2 separate regions of the Homo sapiens genome follow, and region 2 is linked to region 1. A link is an interaction called in ENCODE POLR2A ChIA-PET data of the cell type or tissue named here. Cell type or tissue: endothelial cell of umbilical vein. All regions are shown on one strand. Each heading gives the region's core, and the rest is flanking DNA. Links, peaks and the distances in the headings are about the cores only. Region 1 overlaps CRIM1 (cysteine rich transmembrane BMP regulator 1). Region 2 has its middle 130 kb from the start of STRN.

Region 1 (4,405 bases), core at 300-4,299:
TTTTTAACATTATTAAATTCCTGTATTGTTCTTTTGTTATTGGAACAGGAAAAGAAAGGCTACTGATAAGGATAAAGCACTTCATTTGCTTTTCGGGAAATTGAAAAAAAAATCCCAGTGACAGAGAAAAGAATAATGAAGTGTAGGAAAACTAGGAAGTTGTCAACCAGAAACAAAAAAAACACATCCTCGATTTAGAGGGACATTCCAGTTCCTTAAAAACTCACACAGACATTAATTCATGTTAATTCCTTCCCTTTTCCAACTTTACAGGCACCACTTACTGCTGTCACCTCCTCCTGATGCAGAAAACACTTAGCAAGAGAAACCACGAATCAAAAGCAGGAAGGCACACTGTAAGAGTATATCCCTACCTTTGCATGTATCATCAACCAATGGGAATCCATTATTCTTATCTTAGAGCGTATGCACCATTAAAAGAATGGTCTCATAGCTTTTGAAACAAATTATTCAAATGCCCCAGAACAGTATGCTTAGTGAAGGTCAATATGAACTAGGGAATGAGTCAAATTTTATTATTAGAATGCTTCTTTAAAAAAACTCAAATATTTAATTTTAGTGCTCCTAAATACCTTTCTTAAGTTACACATTTCACAAAGAACAAAGAAGTGCCAATTCTAGAAGTAAACATATGTGTCTATAAATCACAAAGTAGCTTTTAAACTGATTAAAGTTAGCTTTGATTCTTGTTTATCAATGTCTTCTAGAATGTCTACCGGGCATAACACTATTCAGACTGGGTATGGCTGCTCTACCCTCATTATAACTCCTTGTGTCTATGATCTCTCCCACTAGACTTCTTAGGGCGAGGTCCTTTCCATATTCATCTCAAATGCCCCTATGCAATGGGCCAGCCCCAGGACAATCCTCCCCAAGTGAGCAGGGCTCAGTCAGGAAGGGGTATCATTGACTGCAGAAATCCTTGCTCCTTCTTTCTGGATTGAATTCAATATGAATTTCACAATTAAGATTAAAATGTGGGGATGCTGGCAGAGGTAACACTCTAGGGTACAACCAATCAAAAAGGGTAAATTTAAATTTAAAATTTTTCCTAGATTATAGTTACTGGTGGAAACGAGAGAAAGATGATGCTGGGCTTCTGAGGTGGAAAAAAACTAAAAGAATAGGGAGGGCATAGTGGGAAAAAGACAAATTTGGCAATCTTTACAATTTTCATGTAAGGTTAGCTCTATTAACCTTCAACAAGAACTGGAGGAAAGTAGGGCTTTGCTTAGTGGTATATTTTTACGTATGATGGTATGCATTCAGCCCTGCTTCCTCCCATTAGCAAATTATTTTCTTTTTTAATTAAAACTCTCTTTATTTAAAAGAGCTTTTTTTTTTTCCCCTCTGAGGATCTCTTAATCAAGATACTAGTAAATATATAATACTGGCAAGACAGGAGAGTAGAAAAAACACAGTGTCTAATAGAGATTCCTTACCTATAGTGATAAAATTATAAGAACATTTGAAATGATCACTTTTTTGACTGTCTGTGAGTTTATGCTAAAGTGGTTATGCTCCCAGACTCTTTCTTGAACTTCCCTTGCACAGACTTTTTTTTTTTCTTCTCATAAGCAGGATATAAACTGTCCAGCTTGGTTGAGTTGTCCAAAATCCCAGATCATGGTCTTGGAATACTAATTACACTAACTAACGAGGTTTTAATTGCCTGACAGCTCCTGCTTATGCAAACCCTCTGGTTGATGGAGACAAGCCTGGGGCTGCAGCTCCGCTCTGCAGGAGGCGGAGAACCCCTGTGGACACAGAAGGGACAGCTCCAGCTCCCCTTAGAGGGAAGGGAGCTCTGCCATGGGGAGTGGTCTCCACTCACAGCATCCTTTGCCAGCAGCTCAGAAGGCCTCCCGGGCTGGGATTCCAGATCCTTTCTCATGTCAGGAAAAACCTTTGTGGGGGCCAGGGCTTAGCCGGACACAGCTGGGCAAAGCAGCAACTCAGCAGCTCTGTGTTACAGAGCACACGCCGAGCCCTGGGAAAAACTGAGAGGTCACCTACAGCCAAGTCAGAAACCACAAACACGCGCAGGAGTGCTCAGGGCTACCCCAGCAGTGAACATGTCACCCTGCTAAGGTCAGTCATTAGACCAACATTTTTTAGGCATCCTGGGTTGGTGAAGTTTTAGGCACGGCCCTCAAGAACACCATTTATCTGGCTCAACCTGTCAGGTTGTTTTTGTCCTTGCAATATTAACAATAAGTCTCTTTTAAAAACACATAGTAAGTACATTCTATTTAATCCTGAAATAAAGCCCAGATGTAGCAAAACCTGCTCACCTACAACTTCTGGTGCTCCTTTAACCAACCTGGGATTAGGTATGGAAAGAGGACAGAAAAGTGCTTGAACTAGGCACATCTTTGGACAGAAGAGATGGCTTCAAAGCTCAGAGTTAAGAGTTAAAGCAAAGAAGAAGGTGAAAAAAAATCCATGAATGAATGGTATAGAACATTATTATGCTGTTTACAGATGACTGTATAGAAAGTATCACTCTAAATGTCAACTGGAAAATTTGTTTTTTATACCAATCCTTTTTGTAACCTAATGTGTAGGAATAAAGAGGCTCCTTTACACTCACACTCCTGTTGGTAACTGGACATAAGATATTTAATCGTGACTTCCTTTTTTTTTTTTTTTTTTGACGGGCACAAGAAATCACAACAACCAGAAGGTCGCTGTATGACTTCCAACAGTTAAAATGCAGGTATAATTATTCAACCAACAACTGCTCCTCTCCAACTGGTCTCAGGCCAAGTTCCCTGAGTTTCCTGTTTTTATTTCCCAGATAATTTGAAACTGGTTTCTGCCTTTTGGTAACCCTTTTATTTTCCTGGTACCAGTTATCAAGACATCAGAACAACGATTTAAAACATGTTTCTAAGGACAATTCTCCCCAAAATTTGTATCTGTAACAAAAAATTTTTAAATATTAACTGTCAACGTAAATAAAAGTACACTACTTACAAAAATATGTAACTTTGTCTACACTTTCTTTCCCAATGACATCGCTAGAATTTAAAATGAAACACATGTACTTGTATTTTAAAGTCACTTTACATATCTGTGTTTACAGATATACATATACATACACACGAATATGTATATGTGTGTGTGCTTCTGTATATATGCTCCAAAAAAGAAAAGACAAAGAATATTGTCAATTTGTGATTGTCTTTACAAACAGAGTGGGATAAAATTTAAAGTTGCATAATGGTCTTACTGCCTTATAAACAAGTACCTTTGATGGCACTTGGGAAGCTAAAGGAAAAATCAGCTGGGACCTTGATGATAATGAGATCCCTGACCCACGCAGAAGGTGAGGTTAAACGTGTTTTCCTTTGGTCAAGGGAAGGGAATTCCAGATCCTCTGCTCATGTCAGGAAAAACCTTCGAGGGGGCCAGGACTTAGTGTTTCTAAACTTGATAAGCAGTGTTAACTGGATTCCTCTAAAATAAACTTTTTAAACAAATTATATGAGCTAAAGCAACACATTCACAAGCATAATACCACTTTCAGATGTAACTAGCCTAAGAAAACTAGAATCTATGATGAGTAAGTTTGATGAAGCAGCTGTGTAACTTAAAATTTAGGAATCTGTACACATGAAAGTCCTGAAGCAAAGAGGGCATGGCCCTTGCAATACAGAATGCTTGGTTTCAGGACGAGTAAGAGAATCAGTTTGAGAGGTTATCTTTTTTTGTTTTTTTTTGGGGGGGGGGGAGGGGTCAAATATTAGCAGAGTTAAACTAGTAAGACTTATCAAGTTTAAAACACTAAGTCCTGGCCCCCACAAAGGTTTTTCCTGACATGAGCAAAGGATCTGGAATTCCCTTCCCTTGACCAAAGGAAAACACATTTAACCTCACCTTCCGGGTGGGTCAGGGACCTCGTTATCATCAAGGTCCCAGCTGATTTTTCCTTTAGCTTCCCAAGTGCCATCAAAGGTCATATATTCCACTATCAATGAGTATATTAACAGCAGTTTGGAAAGGCCAAGAGCTTTCCCCAAAATCCTTTCCCTTAAACTTCATAAACCTTATAAAATGTACAAAACCCACCCATTTCCATCCTCCCTCCAATGGAACAATTACAGTGGTGATAATTTGTAACGACTGTCTTATTAGTTTAACTCTGCTATATAATACTCTCATAGTAAACAGCAATTATATTTTTGGAGAACATATAATTTAATTTTCAGTATATCTGATTTTGTGAATTAATGATTATTTCTAATACAGTCAATAACATATTAGGAAATATTTTGAAATAATGGCATTTAATGCCATACAGGAGATCAATATAATTGCCAAAAAAAATCCATAGACATAAAGTTTTAGACATATTTGTAAAGTTTAGCAAAGACCAAAT
Region 2 (4,405 bases), core at 116-4,115, 430 kb before region 1:
AGGTTTATTTCTCAATATGCCATGCTGTTTCACTTACAATTCTCCTTTCATATGACAATATCATATGGATTCAGTTATTGGTGGCCTTATAATATGGTCAGGAGAGCTTTTCCGCTTCCCAAGCCCCTGCCCACTGTTCTTTTTACTGCCTTTGTTGGCTATCCTCAGCATTTGAAGTTTGTAATAATTTAATCCAATTAGGAGTTAAAATTACATTAAATTTACATATTAATTTGGGGAAGTTTGACCCACAATACTGTCTTCCCATCTGAGAACAACATATCATTTTCTGTTTGGATCTTATTTATATCTTTAGTAAGATTTGAGAGTTTAAGTTCTTTGCCTTTAAAAAATTTTTAATATGTTCTTATTTTGGTCACTATTGTGACCATTTTCATTTATAAGAGCTTATTACAAATAAAGAGAGGAGCCAGGTGCATGGCTCATGCCTGTAATCCCAGCACATTGGGAGGCTGAGGTAGGAGGATTGCTTGAGCCCAGGAGTTCCAGACCAGCCTGGGCAAAATAGCAAAACCCCATCTCTTAAAAAAAAAAAAAAAAATTTAAGAAAATACATTTTAAAATACACAGAGAAAATCTGTTTTTGTATGCTTATATACAACAAACATTGTAAATGCTTACTAAATCTCATGAATTATAGCAGGTTTTCACTAGAGTCTCGAGATGTTTAGAAATACAATTGGGACATTCACAAAAATAATTTGATCTTGTCTTTTTCAATGTTTGACTGATTCTTTTTTTGAAATTTTTGTTGTCTAGAAACTCCAATGTGGTGTTGAGTTATAATGGTAAAAGTAGGCCTCCCTGTCTATTATTAACTTTAGTGGAAATGGTTTTGGTATTTAGTTATTTAGAGTATTTTACTTGTTATTTGGTAAATAATCTCTATTTTATTTAAATAGGTTCTTTCCTGTTTTTCCAGGTTTAAAGAATGGCTGCTGAATTTCATCAAATGCCTTCTTAGCATCTTTTGATGTGATCATGAGTTACTCTTCTTTAAGCTGTTGACTAACCAATTGTGTGTATGAAGTTGACATTAAAACATGCTTGCCTCCTTGAAATAAACCCTATTTGGTCATATATGTTGTTGTTTTCATATAAGTCCTTGTTTCAGTTGCTAGTCTTTTATTTGGAGCTTTAGCATGCATATTCATAGATTAGTCTTACTGTTTTATTTAAGGGTCTCTACTTTCAACTTTTCTTTATTCCTTCATTTTAAGTGTGTTTCCTGTAAGCTGCCTATTTCTAGGTCTTCCAGGAAAGAAACTGGCTGGTAGTTTCTTTCAGTGGATATATTGGGTGTTCACTGGTTTTGTTTTATTATGTTCATTATTTTACTTCATTGTTTCTTTTCGTTTTTGCTGGATTGATGAAGTCATTATTCACTTCCTGTCTTTCTCATGTTAATGTGGGATTTCTACTGTGCGTTTCTCTTTCAAAATTATCTTCATTCATAATCAGATATCTTCCTGCTACTCTATGAAAAAACAGAATCACTCTAATCTTCACTAACCCCCTACCAACCTGAAACAAAAAAATGTGATTTTTAGAATACATTCACTTCCTGTGCCTCTCCAAAATAAGTGATGCTTAAAGATGCTGTTACTTTCCCTTTCCCCATTCTTTGTCTGCGTCTTTGGTTTTGCCGTTACAATTTAATTTCTATACTTTTAGACTACTTAAATTTCCATTTCAGGGTCTTATATCAATAATGTTAGTATTTTCCTCGCATATTTCCAGATAGTCTGTCATTATTTTGATAGAGAACCAGTCACATCAGTGTTTCTTAAGCATTTTGGCATTTTAAGTGGGACAATTCTTTGTCATGTAGAACTACCTCTCATGCATTTTGTGTCATGTAGAACTGCCTCCCCTCCCCTCCCCTCCCCTGGCCTCCCCTTGCCAGATGAGGACACAGCAAGAAGGGAGCTATCTGTAAGCCATAAAGAGAGCCTCACCAGAACTCAACCATGGTGGCATCTTGATCTTGGACTTCTAGCCTTCAGACTGAAAAATAAAATTTGTTTATTTAAGTCACCCAGTCTATCATATTTTGTTATGGAAGCCCAAGCTGACTGTATACAGACAGCAAAGGAAATCTTCCCAGAGGCCCTCCAACAGACTTCCCACATATCTCATTGGCCAGAATGTTGGCCTCCTCTACGTTTAAGGGATGTTGAGAAAAAGTATCTCACTTTTCTGCCTCTATAGGAAATAACAAATTCCAGCCAACAAATTCTCTCTGCCACAACTGTCTTTAGTCCTTCATTCCTATTTTGCAATTTCCCTGTTAAAATAATTAATTGGGAGCCATTAGGCTGAGACACCTCCAGCACCTTGGGTTCTTATGTAAGCACAATGTACACAGTAAAATGAAACTTAACCAATCAGAAACTGCCAACTAACCTCTAATTAGGGACTGTCCACTTTAACCAAGCAGTTATTTTCCTCATCTTGCTTCGTTGAATACTGTATTAGTCACGGTTCTTTTAGAGGGACAGAACTAGTAAGATATATATATATATGTGTGTGTGTGTGTGTGTATACATATTATATATATATGGGAGTTTATTAAGTATTAATTCTTAAACTCACAAGGTCTCACAATAGGCCATCTGCCAGCTCAGGAGCAAGGAAAGCCAGTCCAAGTTCCAAAACTTGGAGTCTGATGTTTGAGGGCAGGAAGCATTCAGCATGGTTGAAAGATGTAGGCCGGGAAGCTAGGCCCATTTTGTCACTTCACATTTTTCTGCCTGTTTTATATTCGCTGGTGGCTGATTAGATGGTGCCCACCTGATTAAGGGTGGGTCTGCCTTTCCCTGCCCACTGACTCAAATGTTCATCTCCTTTGGCAACACCCTCTCAGACACACCCAGGATCAATATTGCATCCTTAATCCAATCAACTAGACACTCAATATTAACCATCACAAACACCTTATACCTTTTTACCTCCTCAGTGGAGTGCTGAACTGCTTGCAATCTGGTGATGCCTGATTTAGGAATTGCTGAATGCTCAAATAAACTCATTAAAATTTTTATGCACCTAAGTTCATCTTTTAATATCTCCCCCATCCTGATTATAAAAAGTAATAAATGTAATTTGTAGACCAAGTCCTAATATCCTGACTCTTGAAAACAGTGCTTCACCTACAGAATAGAAGAAAAATTTTGCAATCTATCCATCTGAGAAAGGTCTAGTATCTGGAATCTACAAGGAACTTAAACAAATTTACAAGAAAAAAACAACCCCATCAAAAAGTGGGCAAAAGATATGAACAGACACTTCTCAAAAGAAGACATTTATGCCACCAACAGACATAAAAAAAGGTCATCACTGGTCATTAGAGAAAAGCAAATCAAAACCACAATGAGATACCATCTCGCTCCAGTCAGAATGGCGATTATTAAAAAGTCAGGAAACAATAGATGCTGGAGAGGATATGGAGAAATAGGAACGCTTTTACACTGTTGGTGGGAGTGTAAACTGGTTCAATCATTGTGGAAGACACTGTGGCAATTCCTCAAGGATCTAGAACCAGAAAGAAATACAATTTGACCCAGCAATCCCATTACTGGGTACATACCCAAAGGATTATAAGTCATTCTGCTATAAAGACACATGCACACATAGGTTTATTGCAGCACTATTTACAGTAGCAAAGACTTGGAACTAACCCAAATGCCCATCAATGATAGATTAGATAAAGAAAAAGTGGCACATATACACCATAGAATATTATGCAGCCATAAAAAAGAATGAGATCATGTCCTTTGCAGGGACATGGATGAAGCTGGAAGCCATCATTCTCAGCAAACTAACATGGAACAGAAAACCAAACACTGCATGTTCTCACTCATAAGTGGGAGTTGAACAATGAGAACACATGGACACAGGGAGGGGTACAACAAACGCTGGGGCCTGTCGGGGTTAGGGGAAGGGGAGGGATAGCATTAGGACAAACACCTAATGCATGTGGGGCTTAAAACCTAGATGACAGGTTGATAGGTGTGGCAAACCACCATGGCTCATGTATACCTATGTAACAAACCTGCACATCGTGCACGTGTATCTTGGAACTTAAAGTGAAATTAAAAAAAAAATGTGGTATATATATACACCATGGAACACTACTCGCCATAAAAAGGAATGAAATAACGGCATTGCCAGGAGACTGGATGGAATTAGAGATCATTTTCTAAGTGAAGTAACTCATTTCACTTAGAATGGAAAACCAAACATCATATGTTCTCACTCATAAGTGGGAGCTAAGCTATGAGGACACAAAGGACTAAGAATGATACAATGGACTTTTGGGGACTCCGGGGACTCAGCGGAAAGGGTGGGAGGGGGGTGAGGGATAAAAGACTACACATTGGGTACA

What was found. Peaks named below come from ENCODE experiments on the same cell type or tissue, not always from the same donor. Only the 100,000 strongest peaks of a DNase experiment are listed, where the experiment ranks them.
Region 2: POLR2A ChIA-PET joins it to region 1 with 9 read pairs; 2 of 35 experiments call an interaction of 5 or more read pairs at or near these places.

The regions. Positions count from the first base shown.
Region 1 is chr2:36,405,975-36,410,379 of GRCh38, reverse strand. All of the region lies in intron 2 of CRIM1 (cysteine rich transmembrane BMP regulator 1), which reads right to left. Among named protein-coding and RNA genes, the nearest start is that of CRIM1, 52 kb to the right of the region's middle. In endothelial cell of umbilical vein, for the core only: no CTCF peak of the experiment used is centred there; DNase peaks (open chromatin) are centred at 1,979, 2,769, 3,449, 3,844 and 1 weaker place; H3K27ac peaks cover 4,000 bases.
Region 2 is chr2:36,832,435-36,836,839 of GRCh38, reverse strand. No RefSeq gene overlaps it. Among named protein-coding and RNA genes, the nearest start is that of STRN, 130 kb to the left of the region's middle. In endothelial cell of umbilical vein, for the core only: no CTCF peak of the experiment used is centred there; no DNase peak of the experiment used is centred there; H3K27ac peaks cover 254 bases.